2 separate regions of the Homo sapiens genome follow, and region 2 is linked to region 1. The links are chromatin loops, found by intact Hi-C in ENCODE. Cell type or tissue: heart right ventricle. All regions are shown on one strand. Links, peaks and the distances in the headings refer to the core of each region. The heading gives the core; the rest is flanking DNA.

Region 1 (16,608 bases), core at 11,579-14,078:
GTCTAGTCGACCAGCCGACTTAGTCTTATCCTGTCTCCTGTCTTCCTCTTCACTATGTCCAGAGGTTGTCCACTTCTCTTTTTAAAAATTTTTTAAATTAATTTTTTATTTTATTTTATTTTGAGACAGGATCTCACTCTGTCACCCAGGCTGGAGTACAGTGGTGCAAAAACAGGTTGCTGCAGACTCAACCTCCTGGGTTCAAGTGATCCTCCCACCTCAGCCTCCCGAGTAGCTGGGATCATAGGCGCATGCCACCATGTCTGGCTAACTATTTTTTTTTTTTTTTTTTTTTTTTTTTTTGTAGAGACGGGGTCTTGCTATGTTGCCTCGGCTGGTCTCCAACTCCTGGACTCAAGCAGTCCACCTGCCTGAGCTTCCTAAAGTACCAGGATTACAGCTGTGAGCCACCATGCCCGGCCTAAGATCTTTCTTCAGTCTTGGCCAGGTGCAGTGGCTCACACATGTAATCCCAGCACTTTGGAAGGCCAAGGTGGGTGGATCTCTTGAGCTCAGGTGTTTGAGACCAGCCTGGGCAGCATAGTGAAACCCTGTCTCTTAAAAAAAGTGTGTATGTGTGTATTTCTTCAGTCTTGATGGTATTAACAAGACTTCTTCCAGGTGTGTCCTGAGAGTCTCTGGTCATGTAGTCTGTGGTAGATTTTTCACTGAGATATGATTGTCCTCTTCAACCTAAAAATCGCCTTGGAAAATAAGCCAAACAAGCTATACGTAGACATTTTAGGAGTATTGGGGTTCTCTAGTTCTTTATATGTGGTATCTCCTCTATGCTTATTAATCAGAGTCACATCGTACCTGGTGGTTTTTTTTTTTTGAGGCGGTGTCTCGCTCTGTCGCCAGCCTGGAGTGCAGTGGCACCATCTCAGCTCACTGCAACCTCCGCCTTCCAGGTTCAAGTGATTCTCCTGCCTCAGCCCCCCGAGTAGCTGGGTCTACAGGCGCCCACCACCACGCCCAGCTAATTTTTGTATTTTTAGTAGAGACAGGGTTTCACCATGTTGGCCTGGATGGTCTCGATCTCTTGACCTCATGATCCACCGGCTTTGGCCTCCCAAAGTGCTGGGATTACAGGTGTGAACCACCGTGCCCGGCCCCCATGCATGGTGTTTAATAAGCTCTTGTGGCTGGGCATGGTGGCTCACACCTGTAATCCCAGCACTTTGGGAGGCCGAGGCAGGCAGATCACTTGAGGTCAGGAGTTCGAGACCAGCCTGGCCAATATGGCGAAACCTGGTCTCTACTAAAAATACAAAAATTAGCCAGGCCTGCTGGTGCGTGCCTATAATCCCAGCTACTTGGGAGGCTGAGGCAGGAGAATCACTTGAACCTGGGAGGTGGAGGTTGCAGTGAGCCAAGATCATGCCAGTGCCCTCCAGCCTGGGGGAACAGAGCGAGACTCCGTGTCAAAAATAAATAAATAAATAAATAAGCTCTTGCTTTCAAGGAAACCCTAATCTAGTTGGTTTTTGAATAGAGTAGATTTTTAGTACAGTAAAACAGTCTGTGAGATTTAAAATTTTTTTTCTGACTTTAAAATATTTGTATTAAATGTAGAAATGTTGAAATTTAGAAGAATATAAATCTAAAAATCAGTCATCTGTAATCCTGCTTCCTGCCTAATGGCAGCTGTTACCAATATTTATATATATATTTTATCCCACTGTGTCATGCTATATATATGAAATGTGTGTGTATATATACATATATACACATATATACGTATGTATACACATATATGTATATATGACATATAAGTACATATATGTATGTATGACATATATGTATGTTACATATAAGTACATATGTGTATGTATATGATACGTGTATGTATATATGACATATAAATACATATACGCACATATGTAATATATATTATATATATACACACACACATACACTCATATAGTTTGAGTATCTCAAATTCAGAATGCTCCAAAATCTGAGACTTTGTCAACGTGATGGTCAAAGGAAGTGTTCTTTGGAGCTTTTGGGATTTCAGATTTTCAGATTTGGGGTGCTTAGCTAGTAATGCAGATATTCCAAAATCCCAAAAACCCTAAATCCAAAACACTTCTGGTCTCAAGCATTTCGAATAAGGGATACTTGACATATATATGTATATATATATAGTTCAGAGTATATTCTATATGTAGTTTTGTATTCTCCTTTTTCCTCTAAAGCTCATATCGCACATTTCTGTGGGATCCAGGTAAAAAATCTCCACCCAACCATAGCACAACACAGATTTATATCAGAAAAGTAGCTAATTTTTGACTGCCAGGATTAAGCTGCTTTTGACAAAGTTATATGTTTAGCCCATGTGTTCCTGATGGTTAGCTTCCTCTTTATGATCATGCACTACAAATGGAGGGGGATTCTCTTTTGTATTTTCTCTTAGGTAGTTCGAGGACACTACAAAGGTCAGCAAATTGGCAAGGTAGTCCAGGTGTACAGAAAGAAATATGTCATCTACATCGAGCGGGTGCAGCGTGAGAAGGCCAACGGCACAACTGTCCACGTGGGCATTCACCCAAGCAAGGTATGGTCAAGGACTGAGTGGCAGTAGCAGCCATGGAGTGTGTCAATACTGTTCAAAGTTATTGGTGTTTTGGTACTCCCTGCACAGTTGGCTGAGGCAGGCCAGGTGGACTTGATTGATTCAGTAGCTTTGTGATATCATCAAGGATCCAGATTTTTCTTCTCTTCTCTTTTCTGTTTTGCCTTTCTTGGTGATGGCTGTGTCTTTTTTTTTTTTTTTTTTTTTTTGAGACGGATGCTCGCTCTGTCACCAGGCTGGAGTGCTGTGGTGCGATCTCGGCTCACTGCAACCTCCACCTCCTGGGTTCAAGCAATTCTCCTGCCTCAGCCTCCCAAGTAGCTGGGACTACAGGCACACACCACCACGCCCAGCTAATTTTTATATTTTTAATAGAGATGGGGTTTCACCATGTTGGCCAGGATGGTCTCGATCTCCTGACCTCGTGATCCGCCCGCCTCGGCTTTCCAAAGTGTTGGGATTACAGGTGTGAGCCATCATGGCCGGCCGATGGCTGTGTCTTTAAGCTGGTTGCAAGAGGCTTCCAAGTGTTCTAGGCATCACTTCCCCTACCACATAATATTCAGAGGAATAAGAGAGAATATATCTTCCTGTAGCCCTCATGCCTACCTAGTGGAACATGCTATTTTTCCTTTGTGTTCCTATTTTGTATTGTGTTACAGGGTCTGTTTTCCTTCCAGAGTTTCAGTTCCTTAAAAGCTGAATGGCTGAGGTCTTACTTAACTTATGATGTCTATATTGCTCAATAGCTGGTGGGGATGCAGAAATAAAGACCTGTTTTCTCACTCCCAACAGGTGGTTATCACCAGGCTAAAACTGGACAAGGATCGGAAAAAAATTCTTGAACGCAAAGCCAAGTCTCGACAAGTTGGAAAAGAGAAAGGCAAATATAAAGAAGAACTTATTGAGAAAATGCAGGAATAAATAGAACCTGTTGTGCAACCACGGTTTAACCGGAGATTTTGAGGCTAGGGTGTGTTTCTTTCGAACTTTTCGGAATGTCTGGAACATTTCATTTCCTGTTTTGTTACCTGTGCCTCTGTAAATCTACTTTTGCAATTTTAAGTAATAATTTTATGAATAAAAATGGGAAATGCTTCCTAATTCCACATAGTATTTGCATTGTTTTATAAATAAATTCCACTTACTATCAATTCCCCTTTGCCAGTCTTTTCCTATTTAATGTGTGGAACAGCAAAATCGCAGGGGTAGGGTTAAATGGCCCTCCTCTTGCCTGGACTCTTGTGCTGATGAAGTAGAAAGGGCAGGGCTCTAGTCTTATATAGACAGGCCTCATCATCTTGCCCAGGCTGGTCCTGAACTCCTAGGCTCAAATGATCCTCCTGCCTTGGCCTCTCAAAGTGTTGGGATTACAGGCGTGAGCTGCCATGCTCTGGTCCTTGACACAGGGATTTGCCCCACTCAGTAGCAGTTGTAATGTGCACTGTCACATCTCACGCCTGACAGATTGCTCTCTGGCCTCCTGACTTGGGCTTCCCCAGCTTTCTCTCCAAGTGCCAACTAAACCAAATCATGTGCAGCTCCCTGACCAGGCTTATCTTCCCAAAGTTTTGACTTTGCAATTGCCATTTTCATGTGACTAAAAAGCCCCTTTTCCTCTGGAACTAACTTGAGAAACTGGCAGCCTACAGGAAAGATTTAACTGAGATACTGTTTTTCACTATATTTTCCAACATTTAAAATGTGGGAGACTCCACAGAGAATCACCTGCTTCACCTGGCTCCACGGGGCTCTCCCTGTTTTGCAGTGTTAAGTGCAGCCAAGGGCTTGGCGGTTCCCTATCCCACCTGCTCTGCTCCCATACGCTTCTTGCCTGGCCTCCATTGGCCTCCGCATTAGACTCCTGGTCTAACTTTCAAGCAACTAAATCTTCAAGATTTAGTTCCTTTGGCCAGGCACAGTGACTCATGCCTGTAATCTCAGAACTTTGGGATACTCGTGGGAGGATGGCTTGAACCCAGAAGTGTAAGACCAGCCTGGTTACTGAGACCCCACCACTACAAAAAAAAAAAAAAATTAATTTTTTTAATTAGAAAAAAAGATTTAATTCCTTTGAGAGGTATGTAGTGAATAAAAATTTTTAGAAAATGTATCTCCAGGGCCACATCCAAAATCCTCTGTCCCTGTGGGAAAAAAAAAAAAAACTTTTTTTGAGATGGAGTCTCCATCTTGCTTAGGCTGGAGTGCGGTGGCGCTATCTCAGCTCACTGCAACCTCCGCCTCCCGGGTTCAAGTGAACCTCCTGCCTCAGCCTCTCAAGTAGCTGGGATTACAGGCCTGCGCCACCACGGGGTTTCCCCATGTTGGCCAGGTTGGTCTTGAACTCCTGACCTCAAGTGATCCGCCTGTCTCAGCCTCCCAAAGTGCTGCAATTAACAGGCATGAGCCACTGCACCTGTCCTAAAAAAAAACACAAAAAAATTTTTTTCAAGAGAGGGTCTTGTTCTGTCACCCAGGTTGGAGTGCAGTGGTGTGATCTCAGCTCACTGCAGCCTTGACAGCCCAGGCTCAAGTGATCCTCCCACCTCAGCCTCCCAAGTAGCTGGGATTACAGGCATGTGCCACCACACCCAGCTAATATTTAAATTTTTTTGTAGAGATGGGAGTCTCAGTATGTTACCCAGGCTGGTCTCAAATTCCTGGCCTCAAGTGATTCTCCTGCCTTGGCCTCCCGAAGTGCTGGAATTAGACATGAGCCACCATGACTAGCCTAAAAAATAATAATGTATTGATTAAAATGTATCAAACAGCCTTTTATGACTTTCTAGTAATGGTTTATCTGACACACTGGAATTTCTTAATAAATGTTAATTGAATCAGTGTTGTTTCCCATTTTGACTGATGAAGAAAACAAGCTTAGGTTAACTGTCCAAATCACAGCATAAGAAATGAAGCCAAGATTTGAACCTGAGCCTGACTGCATCAAAAGGCCATTCACTTCCCACATTAGCCACTTATCTTTAGTCTTCCTTCCTTCACTCTTGTCAGCCTTTCACTGGAGTCTGATAAGAGACTGCATATTTATGTGGAACAGACAAGAACCTATGTGTTTGCAGCCGGTAGTGCTACTTAGGAAAGCATTATCACCAACTGTCCAGGTCTAATCCTAGCTCTGCCACTGGGCAGTCATCAGCCTTTGAGCAAGTTACTCATCTCTGGACTTCTAAACAGATGATAATACCTGCTCTGCCTTCTTATCTCATCGAAAATGCAAAGATAAAATGGCAAGATCAGATGGGCCGTTTCTGAGTACTCTTTGAAAGCTATGAGTATACAAATGTTAATTTCACTATCATTGTTCAGTTTACTTATATGTCCAATTCTGACATTCACTCTGCACTCAAAGAGGCAGTTATTTTTCAGAAAAGAAATCAGTGAGTTTGGCAGGGCGCAGTGGCTCACACCTGTAATCCCAGCACTTTGGGAGGCCAAGGTGGGTGGATCACCTGAGGTCAGTAGTTCGAGACCAGCCTGGCCAACATGGTGAAACCCCGTCTCTACTGAAAATACAAAAATTAGCTGGGTATGGTGGCGCACGCCTGAATCCCAGCTACTTAGGAGGCTGAGGCACGAGAATCGCTTGAACCCGGGAGGCGGAGGTTGCAGTGAGCCAAGATTGCACCACTGCACTGTAGCCTGGGAGACAGAGCGAGACTGCATCTCAAAAAAACAAAAAAAATCAGTGAGTTCAAAAACCACAAAACTCAAGATGTGTTCTCTGACTTGGCATTGATACACTGAACTCACTGATACAAGGTAGACAGATACTGTCCTGTCCCTGGAGTCAGACAGATTTGGGTTCAAATCCTGCTCTTGTTCTTGGGAGGTCATTTTTCTGATTCTCTGTTTTTCTATTTATGTAAAAAGCTGCCAGACACAGTGGCTCACGCTTGTAATCCCAGCACTTTGGGAGGCTGAGGTGGAAGGATCGCTGGAGCCCAGGAGTTTCAGACCAGCCTGCGTAACATAGTGAGACCCCATATCGACAAAATAATTTAAAAACTAGCCAGGTGTGGTGGCCCATGCCTGTAGTCCCAGCTACCCAGGAGGCTGAGGTGGGGAGGATTGTTTGAACTCAGAAGGTCAAGATTGCAGTGAGCCATGATGACATTGCACTCTAGCCCGGGCAACAGAGCGGAACCCTGCCTCAAAAATAACAAATAAATAAAAGAGTAGGTGCCCACCATACAGCAGCTGTATAATCATTAACATGCTGAGCTATGTATCTAATGAGTATAGTGAGTAGGTTAACTAGTAAATTCTGAAATTTATATTTTCTAATTTGATTCTTGTCTTTGTTCTCAACCAATACATATTTTAGGACTCTAAGAGTTGCATGAAAGTCAGATTTCATACTAAACTCACAGCTCCTTACTCTACAGTCTGTAACCTGGTCTGAGCTCCAGGCTCCAGCCATTACTTTCATTAGTAAATTTAAGTTATGATATCATCTAGGAATCAGACCTGGCTTGTTTTCAGCAACTTATTCCAAGAAAAATGACCAATAAGAGCTTTGAGAGCTGCAATCCCCCTGTAGGTATCCAAATCATACCACACTGCTTATACTGAGCCAGGTTGATAATAATAATGCATGATCAAGAGCAGGAACTAGGCCTCAAGTTGAGTTCTAATCTTAGCTCTGTCATTTCCTAGCTGTGTGACCTTGGGCAAACTGCTTAACCTCTCTGGGCCTCAGGTTTGTCATTTATAAAATGGAGATAAAATTAGTACTTACTTCATAGAGTTGTCAGACTTATTACTTGAGATACTGTGTGTAAAGCACAGAGTGCTCAGGAAGTTTTAGCTATTGTCTTAAAGGAGATTGGCAATGGAATTCGTTCACAGGAACATAGAGAAAAGTTTTTCTCCAGGGAGGTGAGACAAATACTGATTCTTGAAAAAAGGGAAGGGTTTAAGGGCAACAGTGATGTGTTTGGGCTGCTGCAGGAAATGAGGATTGGAGAATGCCAGATGGGTGGGCCTGCCTATCAAAGTTCAGGCCATGGGGTATTAGCTTGTTTTCTGGAATGAATGAATTATACAGTTTTCTACTGACCTTTTCATCACATTTGCGGATGTCCATTCCCTTGAGTGGTTCCCTTCTGCTATTCTGGGAAGATGCCAGACTTTTAAACTTCAGATAACTGCTTTTGAATGTCTGCTTTCACATTGCATAGGCATGAGATGTTCAGCCACATAATTTTCTTTTTTTTTCAGACAAGGTTTTGCCGTGTCACCTAGGCTGGAGAGCAGTGGCATGGTTTCAGCTCACTGCAACCTCTGCCTCCCAGGCTCAAGCGATCCTCCCACCTCAGCCTCCCAGAACTGGGACTATACAGGCACATGCTACCACTGCCAGCTAATTTTTGTAGTTTTTGTAAAGACGAGTTTTCGCCATGTTACCCAGGATGGTCTTCAACTCCTAGGCTCAAGCAATTCACTTGCCTCGGCCTCCCAAAGTGCTCGGATTACAGGCATGAACCACCGCACCCAGAAGCCACAGGACTTTTGACGTGAGTTGGATGAGCAAGTAATTGAATCTTCCAGGAACCAGACAGAACCCAACTAACCACGAGTCCAGCATTCTCTGCTGCTGCTGCAGACTTTGAGCAGTTCCTATCTGATAGTTTACCAGAGTCTTGTTCATTGTCCTTTTAAACTGGTATTTTTTAATTAGATAAGTAGTGCTTATATATGGTACAAAATTAAAAGGTAAAACAAAAAAGTAGACGGTGAAAAGTATGTTTCTTTGTCACCTTGAGTCTCAGTCACTCGGTTCTCTCCAGAGGCACTGTTTCCAGTTTCTTTTGTAGCCTTCCAAAAACAGTATTTATTATATTCATATTCAATTGAATGTTTATTGAAAGTTTGATCCATGAGAAAGTCCTCATGAGAAAAGCAGGCCATCCAAATTTAAACAGCTATATAAGGTTGATTTATTATCTGAACACCATAATTACAAAAACATGCACAGATATGAGAATGTTCTTTGACCATCAGAAATAACTAAATTGGCCGGGTGCGGCAGCTCACACCTGTAATCCCAGCACTTTGGGAGACCGAGGCAGAAGGATCATGAGGGCAGGAGATCAAGACCATCCTGGCTAACACGGTGAAACCCCATCTCCACTAAAAAAAAAAAAAAAAATACAAAAAAATTAGTCGGGCGTGGTGGCGGGCGCCTGTAGTCCCAGCTATTCAGGAGGCTGAGGCAGGAGAATAGCGTGAACCCGGGAAGCGGAGCTTGCAGTGAGCCGAGATCACACCACTGCACTCCAGCCTGGGTGACACAGCGAGACTCTGTCTAAAAAAAAAAAAGAGGCCAGGCGCAGTGGCTCACGCCTGTAATTCCAGCACTCTGGGAGGCCGAGGTGGGCGGATCACGAGGTCAGGAGATCGAGACCATCCTGGCTAACACGGTGAAACCCCGTCTCTACTAAAAATACAAAAAAAAATTAGCTGGGGATGGTGGTGGGTGCCTGTAGTCCCACCTACTCGGGAGGCTGAGGCAGGAGAATGGCATGAACCTGGGAGGCGGAGCTTGCAGTGAGCCAAGAGTGCACAACTGCACTCCAGCCTGGGCGACAGAGCGAGACTCCGTCTCAAAAAAAAAAAAAAAAAAAAACCAAAAAAAAAAAAAAAACACTAAATCAACCACTTTCCAATTTATTCTTGGCAAGGGTGGCTAGTTCTAGAATAGGCTTTTAAAGGTCTCATCTTATGCAGCAGATGATGTCTGAATCTTGTGAAGTTGTGTGTAATTTAGGATTCTCTGTATGCCGACTTATTTCTTGAAATGGGAGAGGCTGTCAGTCGGCGCCACATGTGGGCTGGTGGCTCTGTGGCAGTGGTGGCGGCTGGACTCCGGCACCATGAGCGGCTTCAGCACTGAGGAGCGCGCCACGCCCTTCTCCCTGAAGTACCGAGTCTTCCTCAAAAATGAGAAAGGACAATATATGTCTCCATTTCAAGATATTCCAATTTATGCAGATAAGGATGTGTTCCACGTGGTAGTTGAAGTACCACTGTGGTCTAATGCAAAAATGGAGGTTGCTACAAAGGACCCTTTAAACCCCATTAAACAAGATGTGAAAAAAAGAAAACTTCGCTATGTTGCGAATTTGTTCCCGTATAAAGGATATGTCTGGAACTATGGTGCCATCCCTCAGACTTGGGAAGACCCAGGGCACAATGATAAACATACTGGCTGTTGTGGTGACAATGACCCAATTGATGTGTGTGAAATTGGAAGCAAGGTATGTGCAAGAGGTGAAATAATTGGTGTGAAAGTTCTAGGCATATTGGCTATGATTGACGAAGGGGAAACCGACTGGAAAGTCATTGCCATTAATATGGATGATCCTGATGCAGGCAATTATACTGATATCAGTGATGTCAAACGGCTGAAACCCGGCTACTTAGAGGCTACTGTGGACTGGTTTAGAAGGTATAAGGTTCCTGATGGAAAACCAGAAAATGAGTTTGTTTTAATGCAGAATTTGAAGATAAGGACTTTGCAATTGATATTATTAAAAGCACTCATGACCATTGGAAAGCATTAGTGACTAAGAAAATGAATGGAAAAGGAATCAGCTGCATGAACAAAACTGTGTCTGAGAGCCTGTTCAAGTGTGATCCTGATGCTGCCAGAGCCATTGTGGATGCTTTACCACCACCCTGTGAATCTGCCTGCACAGTACCAACAGACGTGGATACGTGGTTCCATCACCAGAAGAACTAATGGGATTTCTCTGGAATACAAGCTGATATTGCTGCATCGTGTTCATCTGGATGTATTAGATGTAAAATAGTAGCTTTTCAAAGCTTTAAATGTGTAGAACTCATCTAAGTAAATTCTGCTGTGACCAATCCCATGTACTCAGAACATTACCCATCTAAAGCATTTTTCATATCTCAACTAAGATAACTTTCAGCACGTGCTTAAATATCAAGGCAGTTGTCATTTGGAAGTCACTTGTGAATAGATGTGCAAGGGGAGCACATATTGGATGTATATGTTACCATATGTTAGGAAATAAAATTATTTTGCTTAAAAAAAAAGAAATAGGAGAGGCAACATGGCTTAGTGGGAAGAACAGGAGCTACAAAGAGCCGTGTTCAGATCCAAGCTCTGTCACTGAAAACAGCTATGCTTTGGACAAGTTACAAATTACAAGTTACAAGCCTTTTAGGACTGGGTGCAGTGGCTCACACCTGTAATCCCAGCACTTTGGGAGGCCGAGGCAGGTGAATCACCTGATGTCAAGAGTTTGAGACCAACCTGGCCAACATGGTGAAACCCTGTCTCTACTAAAAATACAAAACTAGCCAGTTGTGGTGGCGGGCACCTGTAATCCCAGTTACTCAGGAGGCTGAGACAGGAGAATCGCTTGAACCCAGGAGGTGAAGCCTGCAGTGAGCCAAGATCGCGCCACTGCACTCCAACCTGGGTGAGACAGAGCAAGACTCTGTCTCAAAAATAAATAAATAAATAAATAAACCAAATCTAAGCCTTTTAAAATTATGTACAATAGATTTAAAAATACCTATATTCAGTGTCGTGAGCATTAAATGAGACAGATAATTCAAAGCACCTAGTCCAATGTCTGGCAGGTGGCAATCACTCCAGCAACGGTGGCAGCAGTAGTACTGGTGGCCATACACAGTGCACATTCCATATACACTACTGGGCTAAGGAGTAATAAATCCTGCTAGGGTTTTCAGCTGCCCCAGTAACTTCCAAGCTTCCAGAGTAGCTTGGAAAGGGGCTTTATGACACCATATCTTCGTGACTCTGCATGCCTGTTTTTACCTACAGGACTGAGTTTAGGAAAGAAGGGCTCCTCAGCTCGTTGCACAATAGTGTTTCAGTCAACTCTTGTTTCCTTGATGCTGCTGGGGGGCCTCTGAGGTTTTTCCTCTAGTGGTGCTTCTCAAACTTTTTGGTCTCAAGACCTGTTTACATATTTAAAAACTATGGAGGACCCAAGGGACTTACATTTATATAGGTTATAGCTATTGATATTTGTCATGTTAGAAATTAAAACTTCAAATTTTAACATATTAATTTTATTATATTATTATTATTATTATTTGAGACAAGATCTCAGTCTTCACCCAGGCTGTAGTGCAATGGTGCAATTATAGCTCACTGTAACCTTGAACTTGTGGGTTCAAGCAATCCTCCCTCTTCAGCCTCCTAAGTAGCTAGGACTACAGGAGATAACACCACATCAAAATTGTTTCTTGTAGAGATGGAGGTCTCACTATGTTGCCGAGGCTGCTCTGGAACTCCTGGCCTCAAGTGATCCTCCTGCTTTAGCCTCCCAAAGCACTGGGATTATAGGCGCGAGTCACTGCATCTGGCCAACATATTTATTTTAAATTCATACAAAAAGAGCAACAAGAAACCCATAACATGTTAACATAACATTTATATGAGAAATAGCTGTTTTTTCCAAAACTAACAAAACATGTGGTTGGAAGAGTAACATTGTGTTACATTTTGGGAGAACGCCTTGACCTCTGGTTTAATAGAAGACAAATGCATTCTCATAATACTACTGCATTCAATCTGATGTGATATGTTGTTTTAGATGAACTACAGGAAGAAAATTCAGCCTTACAGAGATTCACAGTTAGAAAAGACCTGCTGGGGTGGCCAGGCATGGTGGCTCATGCCTGTAATCCCAGCACTTTGGGAAGCCAAGGTGGGTGGATCACGAGGTTAGGAGTTTGAGACCAGCCTGGCCAAGATGGTAAAACCCCACCTCCACTACAAATACAAAAATTAGCTGGGAGCAGTGGCAGTCGCCTGTAATCCCAGTTACATGGGAGGCTGAGGCAGGAGAATTGCTTGAACCCAGGAAATGGAGGTTGCAATGAGCCGAGATCACGCCACTGCACTCTAGCCTGGGTGACAGAGTAAGACTCCATCTGAAAGAAAGAAAGAAAGAAAGAAAGAAAGAAAGAAAGAAAGAAAGAAAGAAAGAAAGAAAGAAAGAAAGAAAGGAAAGAAAGGAAAGAAAGGAAAGAAAAGAAAGAAAAGAAAGAAAAGAAAGAAAAGAAAGAAAAGAAAGAAAAGAAAGAAAAGAAAGAAAGAAAGAAAAAGACCTGCTTGGGGAGTCTCAGGGACTCCCCAAGGGTCCTTGGACCACACTGTCCAGAGTCTGATTTGTTTCCTGAAGACTTTAGCACCTTGAGGGCAGACAGTATCTCTTCATTTGATGGGTCACTGAATGGGGACAGTTTTCATTTGGTGTGTGATAAAATGCTTTTGACAGACTGGCTGATAGAGGGAGCTATAGGCTAATGCTAGCCCACATATATAATACTGAGATACTAACTTTTCTCCTTTCACAGATGAAACCAACAGATTTAGACAGAATTGGTGTCTAAAGAGTTACATCCAGCCGGGCGCGGTGGCTCACGCCTGTAATCCCAGCACTTTGGGAGGCCGAGGCGGGCGGATCACAAGGTCAGGAAATCGAGACCATCCTGGCTAACACGGTGAAACCCCGTCTCTACTAAAAATACAAAAAATTAGCCGGGCGTGGTGGTGGCTGCCTGTAGTCCCAGCTACTCGGGAGGCTGAGGCAGGAGAATGGCATGAACCCGGGAGGCAGAGGTTGCAGTGAGCCGAGATCACGCCACTGCACTCCAGCCTGGGAGACAGAGCGAGACTCCATCTCAAAAAACAACAACAACAACAACAGAGTTACATCCCTGGCCGGGTGCGGTGGCTGACCCCTGTAATCCCAGCACTTTGGGAAGCCGAGGCAGGTGGATCACCTGAGGTCAGGAGTTCGAGACCAGCCTGGCCAACATGGCAAAACCCCATCTCTACTAAAAAATAAAAATAAAAATAAAAATTAGCTGGGCATGTAGCACGTGCCTGTAATCCCAGCTACTCAGAAGGCTGAGGCAGAAGAATCACTTGAACTCAGGAGGCGGAGGTTGCAGTGAGCTGGGATCGTGCCATTGCACTCCAGCTTGGGCAACAAGAGCAAAACTCTGTCTCAAAAAAAAAGGAAAAAAAAAAAAAAGAGTTACATCCTTGTACTTCCAGACATTGCTTCTCAAAGAGGCTGCCCAGAAGATAAAGCAAAGGTTAGACACAAAAAGGGATCAATTTAAGACAAAAATTTCCACTTGTTTAAGAAATGGGAAAGAATTCACAATAGCCAAAAAGTGCAAGCAACCCAAATGTCCATCGATGGATGAATGGATAAACAAAACGTACTGTATACACACATGGAATATTATTCAGCCTTTAAAAGGAAGGGGACATTCTGACACTTGCACAACATGGATGAGTCTTGAGGATATTATGTTAAGTGAATAAGCCAGCCACAAAAGGACAAATGCCGTATGATTCCTCTTGAAGGAATCTAGAGTAGTCAAACTCACAGAGACAGAAAGTAGAATGGTGCTTGCCATGGGCTAGGGGGTGGAATATGGGAGGTGGTTGTTTTTTTGTTTGTTTGTTTTTTGAGACAGAGTCTTGCTTTATCACCAGGCTGGAGTGCAGTGGCGTGATCACAGCTTACTGCAGCCTTTACCTCCTGGGCTCAAGCAATCCTCCCACCTCACCCTCCGCAGCAGCTGGAACTACAGGCATGCACCATCATGCCCAGCTAATTTTTTGTTTAAATTTTTTGTAGAGATGGGGGTCTCACTACTGCACCTGGCCAGAAGTGGTTGTTGAAGGGATATGAAAAAGTTCTGGGCTGGGTGCAGTGGCTCACGCCTGTAATCCCAGCACTTTGGGATGCCAAGGCGGGCAAATCTCCTGAGGTCAGGAGTTTGAGACCAGCCTGGGCAACATGGTAAAACCCCGTCTCCAACTAAAAATACAAAAATTAGCTGGGTGTGGTGGTGCATGCTTGTAGTCCCAGCTACTTGGGAGGCTGAGGCAGGAGAATCGTTTGAACCCAGGAGGCGAAGGTTGCAGTGAGCCAAGACCACACCAACCTGGATGACAGCGAGACCCTGTCTCTAAATAAATTAATAAAAATAAATTAAAAGGTTAAGATAGTAACTTTTATGTTACCTGTATTTTACCATTTTTAAAAGGAAAGGGCCTGACTGCGGCAGCTCATACCTGTAATCCTAGCATTTTGGGAGGCCAAGGCAGGAGGATTCCTTGAGGCCGGAGTTCGAGACCAGCCTGGGCAACATGGTGAAACCCCATCTCTACACACACATACACACACACACACACACACACATACACAAGCACACACACGCACACACACAATTAGGCCAGCATAGTGGCATGCGCCTGTAGTCCTAGCTACTATGGAGGCCGAGGTGGGAAGATCCCTTGAGCCCAGGAGTTCAAGGCAGTAGTAAGCTATGATTGTACCACCATATGCCAGCCTGGGTGACAGAGCACGACTCTGCCTCAAAAAAAAGAAAGAAAGGGGCTGGGCATGGTGGCTCACTCCTATTATCCCAGCACTTTGGGAGGCCGAGGTGGGCGGATCACTTGAGGTCAGGAGTTTGAGACCAGCCTGGCCAACATGGTGAAACCCCATCTCTCCTAAAAATACAAAAAAAAAAAAATAGCCTGGTGTGGTGGAGGGCGCTGGTAAATCCCAGCTACTCAGGAGGCTGCAGCAGGAGAATCGCTTGAACCAGGGAGGTGGAGGTTGCAGCGAGCCATTGTCATGCTACTGCACTCCAGCCTGGGCAACAGAGTGAGATTCCATCAAAAAAAGAAAAAAGAAAGAAAGAAAGAGAGAGGAAGGAAGGAAGGAAGGAAGGAAGGAAGGAAGGAAGGAAGGAAGGAGAAAGTAGAAATGAACTTCTTTCTCTAATTTTGTTCTGACCTCATCCCTTCTTAGCTACTCAATTCAGTTGCACAGTTATTTATTGAGCACATTCTATGTATAAAGTCCTCCCGGAAACAAAGATCAGTGAAACAGTGCCTATTCTCAAGGAGTTGGCCCTCTAGTAGAGGGTTGGTCAAGATACATATACAACAAGGCCAAAGAGATGCGCTAACAGGATGAAATGGGTCTTGGAGAAGGCGGTGTTTGGGCTAGAACTTAAGGACCATAGGATTTCTGCTGGGGCTAAGTTTTGGGGAAGCATTATGAGCACAAAGGAGACAAACTAGTTTTCTACATTGCTGATCAGGTTAAAGGCTTAGAATCATGTCCGAAAAGTTGGTACAGATGTTGAAGATTATTGGTCCAGTTTCCCGTTTAATACAGGAATCCATTCTACTTGATGAAAGAAATCAGGAGTTAATGCAATGTGGCTACTGCAAGGAAACCATGGTCCCTGGTAAAGCACATTGCATTTAAAGACCTGCTTTCTATCTTGCTTTCACCTGTAAGCTTTATCATCAAGCTCCTCAACCTCTCTGAGAACTGGCTTCCTTGTCTATTCCAAGCTTGGCGCATACTATAACTAACATATGTGAAAATTCTCAGCAAGCGTTCTAAGCCCTGTTTATCAGCTCAGCACGGTGGCTTATGCCAGTAATCCCGGCACTTTGGGAGGCTGAGGTGGAGGATCCCTTCAGGCCAGGAGTTTAAGACCCACCGGGGCAACATAGCGAGGCTCTGTCTCTACAAAACATTTTAAAAATTAGCTGGTGTGGTGGTGCACACCTGTAGTCCCAGCTCCTCAGGAGGCTGAGGCAGAAGGATGGCTTGAGCCCGGGAGTTCCAGGCAGCAGTGAGCTATGGAGCACCACTGCACTCCAGCCTGGGTGACAGAGCAAGGCCCTGTCTCAAAAAACAAACAAACAAACAAAACTGTTTTACCTTTCTTTTTCTTTCTTTCTTTTTTTTTTTTTTTTTGAGGCAGAGTTTCACTCTGTCGCCAAGGCTGGAGTGCAGTGGTGCGATCTCAGCTCATTATAACCTCTGCCTCCCAGGGATTCAAGCGGTTCTTGTTCCTCAGCCTCCTGAGTGGCTGGGACTACAGGTGCATACCTGGCCAATTTTTGTATTTTTAGTAGAGATGGGATTTCACCATGTTGCCCAGGCTAGTCT
Region 2 (16,608 bases), core at 9,629-12,128, 310 kb after region 1:
GTCTCTACTAAAAAAAATACAAAAATTAGCCGGGCATGGTGGCGCGCGCCTGTAGTCCCAGCTACTCGGGAGGCTGAGGCAGGAGAATGGCGTGAACCCGGGAGGCGGAGCTTGCAGTGAGTCGAGATCGCGCCACTGCGCTCCAGCCTGGGCGGCAGAGCGAAACTCCGTCTCAAAAAAAAAAAAAAAAAAAAAAAAAAAAAAGAAGGGCTAGAAATTGTTGACTGTACCAGACTATCTTGCAGTCTTTTATTTTAGCTAAACTCATACAACTCTGTTACTATGGGAATAATTGAAATGCTATAGTAGTAATGGTATTATTATAATAGCATTATCTCTGTTTTCCTGTAGTTATCACTCAATAAACTGCCTTCTCTCAGGTGAGCACTCAGTTGTAACATCCAATTATTCGATTTGGCAGTTTGTCAAATGACATCCCTGTCATATACTTTCTTAGGTGCTGGGTGCTTACAAAAAGGGCAAAGGATAGAGCCGCTGCTCCCCAGACGACTCAAAATGACTTTCATGTGGAACACAGGAGGAGTGAGAAGGGCCTCCCATTTATTTACCATCTACTAAGACGTTGTGTCCCTGTCACGTACCAGGTAGGAATTATTAACACAGAAGGAACTGAGGCCTGAAGAGGGGAATAATTCACTTAAGGTCACCAGCTTGGAAGTGGCAGAACCAGGTCAAATTATGTTGCCTTCAAAGCCAGTGCAAACAATGTACAAAGTGTTGTTAAAATGATATTGCTCAGGCTGGGTGCAGTGGCTCACACTTGTAGTCCCAGCACTTTGGAAGGCTGAGGCAGTAGGATCACTTGAGCCCAGGAGTTTGAAACCAGCCTGGGCAACGTGGTGAAACCTCGTCTCTACAAAAAATACAAAAATTAGCTGGGTATGGTGGTGTGCCCGTAGTACCAGCTACTCAGGAGAGTCTGAGGCTGGAGGATTGCCTGAGCCCAGGGGGCAGAGGTTGCAGTGAGCAGATATCACACTCCAGCCTGGGAGACAGGGTGGAAAAAAAGAATCTTGCCCTATCACTTCCAGCCACCCAACTAATCCTCATCCCCACTCCCAGAAACAACATCTTTTAGCCTATTTGCTATTTATTCGGGTATTTGCTTCAATATTTCCAAGTAACATGTATATTAAGCTATCTCTTGATTTATCAATTGTGACCATTATTGTTTGACCTTCAATTATGCAAATGAAGATTTTATTCCATGCATATTTTCTCTTTCCTTTTTCTTCCAATAGAACTTATTATTTTATAAAATGTTTATACAGTATTTACATTATTATGGCATTGTAAAAACATGGTTCAACAGTATTCACCATTGAACCTGATAGTCTACTGTGATTAAGTTTCCTTTCTTGTACAATTTTTCTATGTGCTTGGTTTTCTTTGAATATCTGACTTGCTCTTCAACAGCTCTGCTAGCCACTCCATATCATTTTCTCTATGGTCAAACCATCAGATAATGCATCAGTTCAGTCTTTTTCTTGAAGAGCCTGCTCTTCCTGATCTATAAGCTTTCTGCTTATCCTGGTATTTTCATTCACCCATTTCCTGGGAAATCTGTTTACTTTTCTCTTCTGTTGGTTCCTTCTTCTCCTGATTCTCTGCCTTCTTTGTTTTCCTGGATACTGTCCTTCAGTAATTTTCTCAGGAAGGGTGTGCAAGTGGTGAATTCTTGAGATCTTGCATGCTTACAATGTCTTAATTTTGTCTTTTCGCTTGATTTATAATCTGGCTGGATATAGATGTTGAAATTCATTTTTCCTAAGCTTTTGAAGTAAGTTCCCTATTTTTCTCTAGCTGTTGAGAAGTCTGTTACTATTTTATTTCTTGATATTTTTGTATGTAACTTGGCTGTTTTTCTTTTCTTTTCTTTCTTTCTTTCTTTTTTTTTTTTGAAACTGGGTCTTTCTCTTTGGCCCAGGCTGGAGTACAGTGGTGTGAACATGGCTCACTGCAGCCTTTAACTCCTAGGCTCAGGCAATCCTTTTGCCTCAGCCTCCTCAGTAGCTGGGATACAGGTGCATGCCACTATGCATGGCTAATTCTTATTATTTTTATTTTTTTGTATAGATGGTGTCTCACTTTGTTGCCTAGGCTGGTCTTGAACTGGTGAGCCCAAATGATCCTCCCACCTTGGCCTCCCAAAGTGCTGGGATTATAGGCATTAGCCACTGTATCTGGACTGGCTTTTTTTTTTTTTCTCTGTGGATGTGTTCAGTATCTTTTCTTTATCTTTGCTGTTCTGAAATTTCAGAATTATGTTCCTTTGCATAGTTATTGTTATCATTTGTTATGTTGGAGGCTTTGAAGGCTTTTAAAATCTGGAGATGCATGCTTTGCAATTCTGTAAACTTTTCTTGAATTTTTTTGTGATAATTTCCATTTCACCATTTTATCTGATGTCATTTTCTGGAATTCCTATTACTTAGATTTTCATGTGAGGCTTCTCAAATTGCTTCTCTAATTTCTTTTCAATCTTTCCTTACCTATTACCATCTTTTTGGCTCTTTATTTTGCAAGGGATATTTCAGGAGGATATACTGAACTTTATGTTTATCTAAGCTTTTTATTTTAAATATCCTTTATCTTCCTCTTATTGAAGGATTCGTTCATCTCAGCAATAAACAAAAATTTTTACTCAGAGCAATTTCTCGTTCTTTGACTTTTCCTTTTTTATAGTATGCATCTCCTGTTTCATGGGAGCAATATCTTCTCTTATCACACAGAGAATATTAACTATGATTCTTCGATGTTTTTCTGAGCTGTACATGATCTCTCTGTGCTCTGAGTTTCTTCATAGTCTTTTATGTTTGGTCTGTCTTTCATGGTGGTATTCTTCAAGATTATGGGGATTCTCGTTTCTCGGTTTATGTTTAAATCAGAAGCTGATTGGAAGCTCTGTGTGCTCCTTTTCAAGGAGATATAATTCACATACCATAAAACTCACCTCTTTTTATAATCCTTTGGATATATACCCAGTAATGGGATTGCTGGGTCAAATGATATTTCTGGTTCTAGATCCTTGAGGAATTGCCACACCATCTTCCACAATGGTTGAACTAATTTACATTCCCACCAACAGTGTAAAAGCATTCCTATTTCTCCAGCATGTATACACCATGGAATACTATGCAGCCATAAAAAAGAATGAATTCATGTCCTTTGCAGGGACACGGATGGACCTGGAAGCCATCATTCTCAGCAAACTAACACAGGAACAGAAAACCAAGCACTGCATGTTCTCACTCATAAGTGGGAGCTGAACAAAGAGAACACATGGACACAGACAGGAGAACATCATACCCGGGGGACTGTCAGGGTGAGGGGCAAGGGGAGGGATAGCATTAGGAGAAATACCTAATGCATGTGGGGCTTAAAACCTAGATGATGGGTTGACAGGTGCAGCAAACCACCATGGCACATGTATACCTATGTAACAAACCTTCACGTTCTGCACATGTATACCAGAACTTAAAGTAAAAACAAACAAACAAAAAATAAAGCAAACTCACCTCTTTAAGTTGTACAATTCAGTTGCTTTTAGTATATTCACAATGACTGCATTACCACTATCTAACTCCAGAACATTTTCATTACCCCAAATAGAAACTCTGTACCCATGAGCAGTCACTCCTCCCTCCACCCTCGCCCCAGCCCCTGGAAGCCACTAATATACTTTCTGTCTGTATAGATTTGCCAATTCTGGATGTTCCTATAAATATAATCAAAATAGAATCATACAGAATGGGGCCTTTTGTGTTTGGCTTCTTTCCCTTAGCATGATGCTTTCAAGGTTCCCCCATATTGTGACACGTTTCAGTGCTTCCTTCCCTTTGATTGCTGAGTAACATTCCACTGTAGGATAGACCCATCTATTTATCCATTCATCAGTCGATTGACTCTGTACTCTTTAAAGAGGTTTTTCAAACAACTCTTGTTTTCATTCCTGTTCAATCTCTATCTCACGTGAGCACTCGATGCCTCCTATTTCTGAGCCTTTTCTGGGGCTCTGTAGAACAATTTGTGGGCCCTGCCACCCAACCCTGAAGACGCTTGTGTTTGCCTTGCTACTTCTCCGCTGAGTCATTTACATTTTTCCAGTGCTTTTTATCTTTCTATGTTGGAATTAAGCGTTATAGACGCCACGCCTCCTGGGTTCATGGAAGATGTAGTCTGTACATCTGTTTCTTCTGCTTCTTGTCCTTGTGAGATTGTCAAAAGGAAAATCTTTATTCCCTTATCTTGAGACTGGAAGCCCTCCAATGCATCTCTCATTAGGCTGTGTCGATTCTTTATATTTTTTATTTTTTAATATGTAATTTAGACATTTTATCTAGAGATGGGGTTACCCAGGCTGTTCTCAAACTCCTGGCCAGAAATCCCAAAGTGGTGAGATTACAGGCATGAGTGACCATGCTCAACCTGTGCAACTTCTTTTCAAGTACAGTGTGTGGATCGGATGGTAAGTGCTAAAATGAGTCATTCATGTAATCAATTCATTCAATGCAAACGTATTGACCACCTATGTCTGGGCATTGTACTGGGAAATCAGGTGACAATAACAGAGACACAGTCCCTACCCTCAAGGAACTTCTGTGTTAGTGAGAGATCTAAACAAGCAAACAGACCATTGCAATCTAGTGGTAAGTACTAAGACGGTAAGTTCAGAGAAGGAGGGCACATAGGTGAGAGTACTTAACTCAGACTTGGAATAAGGCTTTCACTTTCCAGAATACTTCCACACATTCAGAGGAATCTCACTAAGTTCTAAGATGAGAAAGCAACCCTTTATCTGTCCTTCCTGTAGTCTCATAACATCTTTCTTTGACATGGAGAGGCTCCCTCAACCGTCCCCGCTCCCTGCAGCCCCTGGGAGACAAAGATACTCAAAACGCCAATGCTGCTTCTGTGGGAAGTTGGCCTGGAGCCTGGCCCTCCTCTGGCTGCTGCGTAGACACCATTCCAGTGATGAAGGCTGGCACAGGAGGCCCCTGGGCAGGGTTCAGGCTTCCAGACAGGCCTGGCCACGTGATGAGTGGTTGCGTGGACAGAAATGTGTTTTGAATCCAACTCTTGTTTGCCGGGTTTATTCTCAGTGCCTGAATGTGCTAGAAGCGAACAGAAGCCAGGATGAGGGCCTCACCCCAGAAGAGCTTGAGTTGTCAGCGAGAATAAACCTGGGGACAGAAGCTAAAAAATCAGGAAGTGTTGTGAACCGAGATACATGACATCAGAGAGTGCTCTGAATGCAACTGCCATTTTTATTTTTCAATATTATACTTTTATATCTTTTCTCCTTTTCCCACGTTCTGTTAACGTAAGATGATAGGGAATCAATTTTGCATTGATATTAGTCCAGGTTAGGGAGGCGGCAGGGCCCAGCTAAATGCCTGCGTCCTGCTCTGGGCCTCTAGAGAGGTGCTGAGTGGTGAGGGGGCCTGGGTGGACGCTGGGCTTCTCCTCAGCAGGGAAGCACTGCCAAGCTAGAGAGGCTGGCTGCATTCTATCTCCCTCCAGGGCAGAAATAGACCTGGGGGAGGATGCATGCTGTATGAGCCAGATTTGGCCACATATATTAGGAAGACATTTCTAATCACAAATGTCTTAATGAAAGAACAAAATGCCTCATGGAGCAAGGATGCACCTTTGCAGTTTAAGTGGAGATTGGAAGCTGTTCTAGGGGTGTTGGTCCTTCCAAGCCTTGACTCTATAATCTCAATAATAATTAAAGAGCAAGTAATATCTACTGAGTGCAAACCATGTGTCACTTTACATATATTAATTTACTTAATCCTTACAACAGCCCTGGAGCTAGGCATTATTATTATTGGCCCATTTTACAGATGAAGGGCCTGAGGCGTACAGAGGTTGCCGTGAAGTTTTTGTTCTTTTTTCCATCAAAGTGGTCTGCAGAGCGAAAGCCATTCTATTACAGGGGTTGAAAGCCTGAGCTCCAGTGAACTTGGACTCTAGAATTTGTCACATTCCCAGCTAAGTAAGCTTGGGAAGTTCCTTCCTGTCTCTGAGCCTCAGTGTTCTCATCTCTGTAATAGGCACAATAACAGCGCCTTCCTATTAGTGCCCTACCTCTTCTTTTTCTTTCTTTTTCTGTCTGTCTTTTGAGATGAGGTCTTGCTGTGTCACCCAGGCTGGAGTGCAATGGCGCAATTGTAGCTCACTGCAGCCTCAACCTCCTGGGCTTAAGCGATCCTTCCGCTTTGGCCTCCCAAAGTGTTAGGATTACAGGCGTGAAACACCACACTCGGAAAAAAAAATCTTTCCTTTTGGCATATTCGCAAACACAGTCTTCATGATGGCCTGTTCTCAGGAGTTCTTGGGAACTGTGGATTGAATCGAGCTGCGTGACCCTGGAACTTTTACACGTGGGCAGGGACTCAGTCTGTGCCAGTGGGCTGTGTAGGGTCACCTGTTGATGCTGAGAGGCAGGAAAGCGAGAAAGGAGGAATAGGTGGAACAAAAAGAGCCAGAACCCGTGAGCATCTTCCTGAGACCTTCCCTTGCCCTCCTGCTAACTGAACGCTTTGCTTTCACCCTGGCAACAAAAATGCCCAGGTCTGCTGGCATCACACATGTCAGATATCACACTGTCACCATTATGATGCAGATGAGGGTCTCCAGTGAAGGCTTTTGTTTTCTGCCTGGTGTTTAAGGCCAAGCCCAGGTCCTGCCCTTCTAGGCAGTTCTGGCTGTGTATGTGCGGGAAGAGCATATGCATTAGTAAGGGACACACTGGGGTCCAAATCCTGGCGTGGCCACTAACAAGCGATGCAGCGTCAGGCCAGTGACCATTTGTGACCTCTAGTTTTCATCTATGAAAGGTAGAAAGCAGCCTGGGCAACATAGTGAGACCCTGCCTCTACTAAAAATTAAAAAATTAGCCAGGTGTGATGGCATGCACCTGTAGTCCCAGCTACTCGGGAGGCTGAGGCAGGAGGATCACTTGATCCCAGAAGTGTGAGGCTGCAGTAAACTCTAATCATGCCCCTGCACTCCAGCCTGGGTAGCAGAGCGAAATTCTGTCTCCAAAACAGAAAGATAAAAAGGGTGGAAAGCACCACGTACTGCCACATGAGGTTGTTGAGTGCATTAAATGGGATAATGTGTGTGAAGTACTCAGTGTAATGCTTGGCACCTAATACATGGTGAGGCTTAATACTTGGCAAAGAATTATTATTATGTCATAGGTAGATAAACCAAGTTGTTCAAATAAGCGGTTATTATTACGCGATAGTGTCTCCTGCCATTTTCTTCCATTCTCTTCCCTTCCTGGTGAAATTCTGCTTTTCTATAGGAAACAGAGCTAACTTAAGAGATGCATACATTCTTCTTTTCTAATGTGTTTTTAAAGAGTCCACATTTTCTGAGGAGCTTTCTGGAGACCATCTGTATCTTCATTCACAGGAGTGCCTCTACTCTGGACATCCAGGGACTTCGGAGAGCTGGAAGCATAAGGACTGTGCAATGACAGAATCTGTGTTTTCTACCACACCCTGCCTGTGAATAGTCCTAATATTTAAAAAGTGAGTAAACGGCCCGGCACGGTGGCTCACGCCTGTAATCCCAGCACTTTGGGAGGCCGAGGCAGGTGGATCACGAGGTCAGGAGATCGAGACCATCCTGGCCAACATGGTGAAACCCCGTCTCTACTAAAAATACAAAAAAAATTTAGCCAGGTGTGGTGGCGGGCGCCTGTAGTCCCAGCTACTTGGGAGGCTGAGGCAGGAGAATCTCTTGAACCTGGGAGGCGGAGGTTGCAATGAGCCGAGATTGCACCACTGCACTCCAGCCTAGCGACAGAGTGAGACTCCTTCTCAAAAAAAAAAAAAAAAAAAAAGTGAATAAACAATATGAAATCAACATAGAAGGAGAAAACAACTCCTAGCCCTATGACCTCAGCAATTCAATTTTATTTGTTTTCCTTTTGTTTCTCCTACAAGTACATAGAATTTTTAGATATCTGGAATCAAAATATTGAATATGTTTTTGTGTTCTTCCTTCCATTTGTAGAATTTTCCCAAGTTACTGCGTAATCTTCATTATAATTGTAAATATGCATTCAAGTGGATGCATCAGTTTATTTAGCCATCACTGTTATTTATGTTGCTTATAATCTTTTTTTTTTTTTTTTTAATTATACTCTTAAGTTTTAGGGTACATGTGCACATTGTAAAGGTTAGTTACATATGTATACATGTGCCATGCTGGTGCGCTGCACCCACTAAGGTGTCATCTAGCATTAGGTATATCTCCCAATGCTATCCCTCCCCCCTCCCCCGACCCCACCACAGTCCCCAGAGTGTGATATTCCCCTTCCTGTGTCCAAGTGATCTCATTGTTCAATTCCCACCTATGAGTGAGAATATGCGGTGTTTGGTTTTTGCATCTTTGCAGACTTAACTATGAATAATTTTTAAGATTACAAGCCGCTGCTTGTAATCTTAAAAATTATTCATAGTTAAGTCTGCAAAGATGCACATAGTTCCCCCATGCACCTGATTTATTTTGTCTCCCATTGAGACCCATTTATATTTTCAGCCAGTGTCACTTTGAGGGTTAGTAAATTTCCTACCTTTGCTGTCAGCTGTGTGAAGTGGCATGCCTTTGCTTTATCTCTAGAATTGTTCTTTAAGTGTCGCGAGTAGTTTGGTTCTGTTAGTCTAGGCTGGGAGAAGAGAGGAGAGGGGAGCGCCCCTGGGTAGGTTGAAATCCAAAGCTCAATGTTGCCTTCAAGTGAGAACATGTAGGAACTGCAGGGTCGGGAGATGGGTCTCTGCCTTGGATGGGGCACTTGAGTTTGGGTGTAGGATTGAGATCTTTAGGAGACACTAATCTGGTTCAGAGATGGACCTGGGGCAATTAGATGACGATCACCAGATAGTTGACTTTCTCGATTCATTTTTTTTTTTTTTTTTTTTTTTACGGAGTTTCACTCTTGTTACCCAGGCTGGAGTGCAGTGGCTCAATCTTGGCTCACTGCAACCTCCGCCTTCCGGATTCAAGCAATTCTCCTGCCTCAGCCCCCCAAGTAGCTGGGACTACAGGCATGTGCCATCACACCTGGCTAATTTTTGTATTTTTGTAGTAGAGACAGGATTTCACCATCTTGGCCAGGCTGGTCTCGAACTCCTGACCTCAGATGATCTGCCCGCCTTGGCCTCCCAAAATGCTGGGATTACAGGTATGAGCCACCTCGCCTGGCTTCTCGATTCAGTTTTTATTCCATTCAGTTTTACGATTTCCTTACTAGAAGAAGAAGAGGAAGAAGAGGGAGAGGGAGAATGGAAAGAGCCACCAAGAATTAAAAACTGCTATTCGCCAGTCTTTTTGCTAGGTGGTTTACATACATCCATGCTAAATTTTATGATAATACTCTTATAACTACTGTTTTACAAATGAGAAAACTGAGACTCGCGAGGTCAAGTTATTTGCCCAAAGTCACCCAGCTGTCAGATGCAGGAACCAGGTCCAAATAAAGTCTGTTGGGTTCTAAGTCCTGACCATTTTGCTATAGCAGGCTGATCTCCCGATGAAACTGTCAAGGACGATGCAGATCCCAGCCCAGGTTGAATTGGCAAATCTTCAAGTCAAGTCTGTGGCTTCGGTGACTCCATGGCCCTGCTATTCTCACCGGAGCTCTGCCTCTCGGGCCCCACTGGAAGCCCTCTATGTCAGCGGGCCAGGGCGCTTTACAAGCACGCAGTACCTCATGGACCCATCCTGGTTCCTCAAGGCAGCCCTGGACAGTTAAATGGCCTGGGCCCCCTGTGGCTCTGGGCGTCCTGGACCTGAGGCTCTAAGGCCGAACCTGCTCCCTGCCCTAGAGAGGGAGGGTCACCAAGCAGTCAAGTGCTGCCAGCCAGCCCTCCTGCCCCCAGGGCTAAGGAGGCAGGGCCAGCAGCAACCCCTAAACTGTCTCCCTCCTCCTTTAAAAACATTAGGTTAAAAAACCAAGAACGTGTAAGAAAGGAAAAGCAAACAAAAAATCTTCCCAATCCCAATTTCCAGATAATTCCTATTAAGACTAGAGGGAGAGAGGGAGATAAGAGAGGGAGAGAGGGGAAGGGGGGGGGGAGAGAGAGACAGAGAGAGAGAGAGAGAGAGAGAGAGAGAGAATACATTCCCACGGCAAAACAGTCATTCAAACAGCACAGAAAGGCAGAAAATAAAAAGTAAACTGCTGGGTTTCCTTCAAGAATTTTCTTGTGCGTGGGCCAATAGACAAGTAATGCATCTAGTTACTTGCACACATTTAGAATCCACAAAGGGGTGGCACTCCAGGCGCGTCCAGCACGTTGCTTTTCTCATTTGCTGCTGCTCCGGGATCTTTGGCAGCAGCAAAACCCCATTCTTTTAAGGGCTGCGCAGAGTTGTGCCGCCCATGCCCGGCTGGTTTGAAGGTGCCCCATGGGCGGGCGCGGACGTGTGGTTGCTCCAGTGTTTCCTAGAGCACTCTCAGCCACGCCCCCGCCACCCCAGCGGCGCTGCAGGAACCAGCCCGCCGCCAGCGCGAAGGTGAGACCGGGCGCCACGTGCTTACCCGGCGGCCTCCGGAACCAGCCCTGCCCGCCGGCTGTGCGCGGATGCCTGCAGACGCCGAGCTGCTGCCCCCGTGTGGCCTGGTGCGGGGGCTCCTCCTGCTCACTGGGGGCGCGTCCCGGTAAACCAGAACCTCAGCCCATCAACTCACTCGTGGGGTTACTGAGGAGGAGAATCTTTGGTTCTCACCGTCATGGCTCACCCAGTGGCTGAATCCCGCTCGCACGTGCCGCATCCAGGCAGCTGTGGAAACTGGTTGAAACCAGGATGGTCAGCTGCTACCCTGTGTTTGGGGGACTATGTGACAGTGCCTGCTGTGTCCCTATTCTGGTGCTAAAAAGCAGGAGCTCTCTTATGCTCACATGGAAAGGCCTGTTGGAGTCAGATAAACTTGGCTCCACCACTTATATGCTGAGTCTGTTCATCCATCCATCCACCATCCATCTATTCGTTCACCCTCCCATCCATCCATTCATCCGTCCGTCCACCCTGTCATCCAACCACCTGTCCATCTATTCATCCACCACCCTTGCATATTTTCATCCACCCTCCTATCAATCCATCTATCCATCCATTCATTCATCAGTCCACCCATCCATGCATCCATCCATCCATCCACCCATCCCTTCATCCATCCAACCATCCACCCATTCATCTACGCATCCATCCACTCACCCACCCATCATTCAACTATCCACCCAACCATCCATCCATTCATCAGTCCATCCATCCATCCATCCATCCCCTCATCCATCCAATCATCCACCCTTTCATCTATCCATCCATCCACTCACCCACCCATCATTCAACTATCCACCCAACCATCCATCCATTCATCAGTCCATCCATCCATCCATCCATCCATCCCCTCATCCATCCAATCATCCACCCTTTCATCTATCCATCCATCCACTCACCCACCCATCATTCAACTATCCACCCAACCATCCATTCATTCATCAGTCCATCCATCCATCCATCCACCCATCCCTTCATCCATCCAACCATCCACCCATTCATCTACGCATCCATCCACTCACCCACCCATCATTCAACTATCCACCCAACCATCCATCCATTCATCAGTCCACCCAACCATCCATCCATTCATCAGTCCATCCATCCATCCATCCATCCATCCCCTCATCCATCCAGTCATCCACCCTTTCATCTATCCATCCATCCACTCACCCACCCATCATTCAACTATCCATCCAACCATCCATTCATTCATCTGTCCATCCATCCATCCTTTCAGTCATTCAAAATTATTTGTTGAGTGTTGATATGGTTTGGCTGTGTCCCCACCCAAATCTCATCTTGAATTGTGTAGCTTCTGTAATTCCCACGTGTTGCAGGAGGGACCTGGTGGGAGATAACTGAATCATGGGGGTGGTTCCCCCATACTGTTCTCATGGTAGTGAATAAGTCTCACGAGATCTGATGATTTTATAAGCGGTTTCCCCTTTCACTTGGCTCTCATTCTCTCTTGTCTGCTGCCATATAAGATGTGACTTTTGCCTTCTGCCATGATCGTGAGGCCTCCCCAGCCAAGTGGAACTGTAAGTCCATTACACCTCTTTTTCTTTATAAATTATTTGGTCTTGGGTATGTCTTTATTAAAGTGTGAAAACAGACTAATACAAGTGTCAACTTGTGCACCTTGAGTGCTGAGCTCTATGACTTTGGATAAGTTACTTTACCTCTTTGAGCCTCAGTTTCCACATCTGCAAATTGAACATAATGACACCTAAATTTTGCAAAGTTGTTGGGAAGACTTAACAAAATAATGTAGGTGAAATACATGGTACATAGTAGATGCTCTGTAAATGGCATTTACAAGTTCTGAAATTTAGAAGACACCTAATCTTGTAGAAGCTTATGTATTAGTTAGGGAGGCCTGACGTAGGTACATAAAGCAATTGGAGAGTTTTAACGAGTATAAAATATTGCAAGACTGTTGTGCATGCATGTGTGTGCTTGCATACATGTGTGTACCAACTGCAGGCCTGTGGGCTGAAGCAGTGCAAAGTGAGGGGCTAGAGTGGACTTCTTCAAGAGGTGAATCTTTTTTTTTTTTTTTCTGGTAGAGACTGGGATCTTGCTATGCTGCCCAGGCTGATCTTGAACTCCTGGCCTCAAGTGATCCTCCCAATTTGGCTGCCCAAAGTGCTGGGATTATAGGTGTAAGTCACTGCGTGAGTCCCTAGTTAGTCTTTAAGAACCAGGAGTGCTAGAGAGAAGTGGAAAGGGTGTATTCGGACAGGGACTGCTCAAGCAAAAATATTTTCCTACACAATAGTGCTTGCATGTTCAGCCTATCAGCCATGGCATTAGCCCAAAACAAAACCAAACCAAACAAAACAAAAACTCACTAATGGTGGGCCCTGTCAAGACAAACTATTCCCTGAGGAAGGGAAGCAGCCAGCCTATTCTGAGATTAAAAAATCAACGAGAGGCACTTTAGCCACAGATTGCTAAATTCACTTAGCTCAGGAGTCCACTGTGAACCTAGACAGAATTTGCTAGATTGCTTGCAGGGGCGGGTTCAAAGATTCTGGTCCAGCCAACAATTATTAAATACTTGCTACTTGCCAATGATTATTAAAGATTGTGCTGGATTCCTCACATACCTATAAGGTGGAATTATTACACTCATTCTCAGAGGAAGAGACTGAGGGTCAGAGAGGATAAATGACCTGCCCAGGGCCACACAGACTGTAGATGTAGTCAGGGTTCCAACCGAGGTTTCCTCCTGATTCACCGGTTTTCTCCTATACCTCCTCTACCTTCTCTCTTATTCTGTCCTTAGCTTCAGGTAAGAACTACCTGAAGCTAATAATTGGGTCTTCCATGTTGTTGGCCCGAGCATCTGGGAACTCTCTCTTCCCTGTCAGGGAGGACATAAGTGGCCCTCTTCATCCAGAATGCTTGGAGGGAACTCAGGAAAACCCCAGGGGATCTCTCTCTCTTTAAACGGTAACCCTGACCACAAGCACTGACTTTTCAGTCTCAGAGTTTATTAAGAAAGCTATGCAGTACCCTACTGTGATCAGCCACAATATTTTGGTTACAACGATTTTTAAAATTAGTTTGTGATGCTTACCTTAGGCTTCTTTACTTTCCTTAGTAAATAAATGTTTTACAACTTAAAATAACTTGTATAAATCAAAGAAAATGAAAGGACTCATAAACTTCTACCATCCCAATATAGCACTTTTCTCTCTTAACAAGTCCTGGACAGAGGACTAGACAGTGATGACGCATCTGGGGCGCAGCCTGTACACCTGCGCTGGGGATCTCTCCCTCGGAGAGGATGGGGAGCGTGGGGGTGGGGCTACCAGGGCAGTAGGGAGGCGGGCTTGGTGCAGGTGGTTTCACGGGCAGGGGTTGAGAAGGAGGGAAGGGGCTGGGCAAAGCATAAAGGAGGTGGAGGGATGGTGAGTTCAGAGGGCAGGATTGGCCACCAAAATGAGTGAATAGTGCACTGAGGAAGTAGATTTCAGGTAAGGAGATGAGTTTAACAAATTCTGGATGAGGGCACCTGGAAGGCAACTTTGAGCATCTAGTTGATGCATCAGTGGGTGCAAAGGGGACGAGTTTTCTTTTCTCTCTTTCTTTTTTTTTTTTTTTTTTGAGACCGTCTCACTCACTCTGTTGCCCAGGCTGGAGAGCAGTGGTGTGATCTTGGCTCACTGCGACCTCCACCTCCCGGGTTCAAGCGATTCTCCTGCCTCAGCCTCTAAGTAGCTGGGATTACAGGCGTGCACACCACATCAGCTAATTTTTTATTTTCAGTAGAGACAAGGTTTCACCATGTTGGCCAGGCTGGTCTCGAACTCCTGACCTCAAGTGATCCACTGGCCTAGGTCTCCCAAAGTTCTGGCATTATAGGTGTGAGCCACTGCGCCCGGCCTGGGAATGGGTTTTCTTAAGGTCCTGGACCAAAAGGAAGATGTTAGGAGGCTCGCAGGGGATGAGGTCATGAGGTCTCCTCACACCTTGCTCAGGAAGCATTAATTGGTCTAGCCCCTCTGAGGGCAATTTGATAATATCAGTTCACACAAAACGCTCACTTCTCTGACTCAGTGTTTCCACCTCTAAGAATGAACATCCCCCAAAGTGCCCAAAGTTACAGGCACAGGGGTGCTCTCAGGGGCTCTGCCTGTGTTAGAAAAAAAAAAAATCGGAAGTAACGTCCACCTACAGGGGACTGGTTTAAAAACCAGTGAAACTCTGTGCCACCATTGAAACGAACACAGTCGCATATGTCAATTGCGTGGAGAAATGAGCAAGTCAAAAGGAGATGCAATGTGCACCTGACTCCAGTTTCATAAAAACATACTGCAAGTAATTCCTGTCTTTGTGCATGGAAATAATTACTTAGTTGATTGTGCATCAAATTATTTATGGGTACATAGGGGTTGTTCATTTTTAAATATTTTTAATATTTCTCTGATTTTAAAAGTTTGTGTCATGTACGGGCGTAAGTGGCTGGCCTGCGATGTCTACTGGTCAAAGCGGGCAGTCTCCCTCTTGGGAGGAAGCGTGGTGGCGAGGTCACCAGGGATGCGGGGTGCACAGGCTCCAGGCTGTGTGGGTGCAAAGGCGGGAGGTGGGGGAAGTAGCTGTGAGGTAGACCCTGGCTGCGTGGGGTGGGGTTGGGGCCACTTCCTTTCTACCTCTCCTGGCAGACCACAGGCTGAGGCTACCTGGGCGAGGTGGCCCCAACACATCTGCAAGGAGCTCTATAGCCCACCAAACTGTTCCTCCTGCGTCCTTTTCATCCAGGCCCCGAGCAATCCTGTGACACAGAAATTATTGTCATCTCTACTTTACAAATGAGAGAATGAGGGCCCAGACCAGGTGAGTGACTTGTCCAAAGTCACACAGCTCTTGTAGAGCCCAACTTTGAGCCCAGGTCCTTGGCTCATCCTCTGTCTCACTCTCTCTGCTTGGAAAGATGCCTGGAGAGTAAGGAGCTGAACTTTGACTCTGATGGGAACCCAGTGAGGCCAGAGGTCAGGCCAGTGATCCAGGAGCATCCTTCCATATCAGAGTTGCAAAGTGGCGGCCCACACAAGGTGCTTTGTTTGATCTGCTTGGTGTTTTTAAGAGCTTTGAGTGAGTTGGCAACATTTATTTTATTTTATTAAAAAAAATAGGAGGTCTCACTATGTTGCCCAGACTGGTCTCGAACTTCTGGGCTTAAGCAATCCTCCTGCCTCTGCCTCCCAAAGTGTTAAGATTACAGGTGTGAGCCACCTCACCCGGCCACCAACATTTAAAAATCAGATTTCATGCTAAATCCAGATGTCCAGCTTTTCTTAAAAATATTGGAGTCCTCATTCCTGTTAAGGCAACCAGCCGGCTACAGCAGCTGCTTCCTTTAGTCTGAGTGTGCTGTGTCCAGGGCACCGCAGTCCCCACCACGCCCTCTTGTTTCCCACCCCTGATCTGCGTCACCATCAAGCGAAGTAAGAGCTGTAGAGATGATAGGTAGGAGCATGGATTGTGGAGCCAGAAGGCCTGGATTTGAATTTTACCAACTGGCTGTGTGACCTTGGACAAGTTAGTTCACTGCCTTGGTTTACAAACCTGTGAAATGGGGACATTCATTTAATTTCGACTAATTAAACCAGTTTTTAACATTGAAAAATCAGGAGATCTCATAGAATGCCTTGAAAAATCAGAAAACCTGGTAATACAGGTCTCAGGGCTGATAGCACATATCTCATAGGGTTGTTTTAAGAGTCTTAAATGAATTTTCCTCCCTCCCCCCTTCCCTCCCTTCCTCCTTCCCTCTCTCCCTCCCTCCCACCCTCCCTATCTTACTTTCTCCTTCCCTTCCTTCCTTCCTTCCTTCCTTCCTTCCTTCCTTCCTTCCTTCCTTCCTTCCTTCCTTCCTTCCTTTCATCCCTTCCTTCCTTGACAGGTCTTGCTCTGTCACCAACGCTGGGGTGCAGTGGTTGGATCACTGTAGCTTCAACTTCCCCAGGCTCACTGTAGCCTCAACTGCCCAGG

The links. A loop is a pair of places that touch in the nucleus more often than their neighbours do. Peaks named below come from ENCODE experiments on the same cell type or tissue, not always from the same donor. Only the 100,000 strongest peaks of a DNase experiment are listed, where the experiment ranks them.
Region 2: a loop joins it to region 1, with 10 times the contacts of the local background. A loop is called at or near these places in 75 of 110 quality-filtered maps.

What each region holds. Positions count from the first base shown.
Region 1 is chr5:172,966,040-172,982,647 of GRCh38, forward strand. It overlaps RPL26L1 (ribosomal protein L26 like 1), which reads left to right. Exons shown (of 4, transcript NM_016093.4): 3 at 2,420-2,560; 4 at 3,374-3,732. The coding sequence ends at 3,502. It also overlaps the pseudogene LOC285591. Among named protein-coding and RNA genes, the nearest start is that of ATP6V0E1, 9.4 kb to the right of the region's middle. In heart right ventricle, for the core only: a CTCF peak has its summit at 12,892; no DNase peak of the experiment used is centred there.
Region 2 is chr5:173,273,355-173,289,962 of GRCh38, forward strand. It overlaps LOC105377731 (a long non-coding RNA gene), which reads left to right. Exons shown (of 4, transcript XR_941237.3): 2 at 458-605; 3 at 7,450-7,568. Among named protein-coding and RNA genes, the nearest start is that of MIR12118, 22 kb to the right of the region's middle. RefSeq lists a silencer at 10,527-10,666. In heart right ventricle, for the core only: CTCF peaks have their summits at 10,664 (motif pointing left) and 10,865; a DNase peak (open chromatin) is centred at 10,587; H3K4me3 peaks cover 488 bases; H3K27ac peaks cover 964 bases; H3K27me3 peaks cover 614 bases.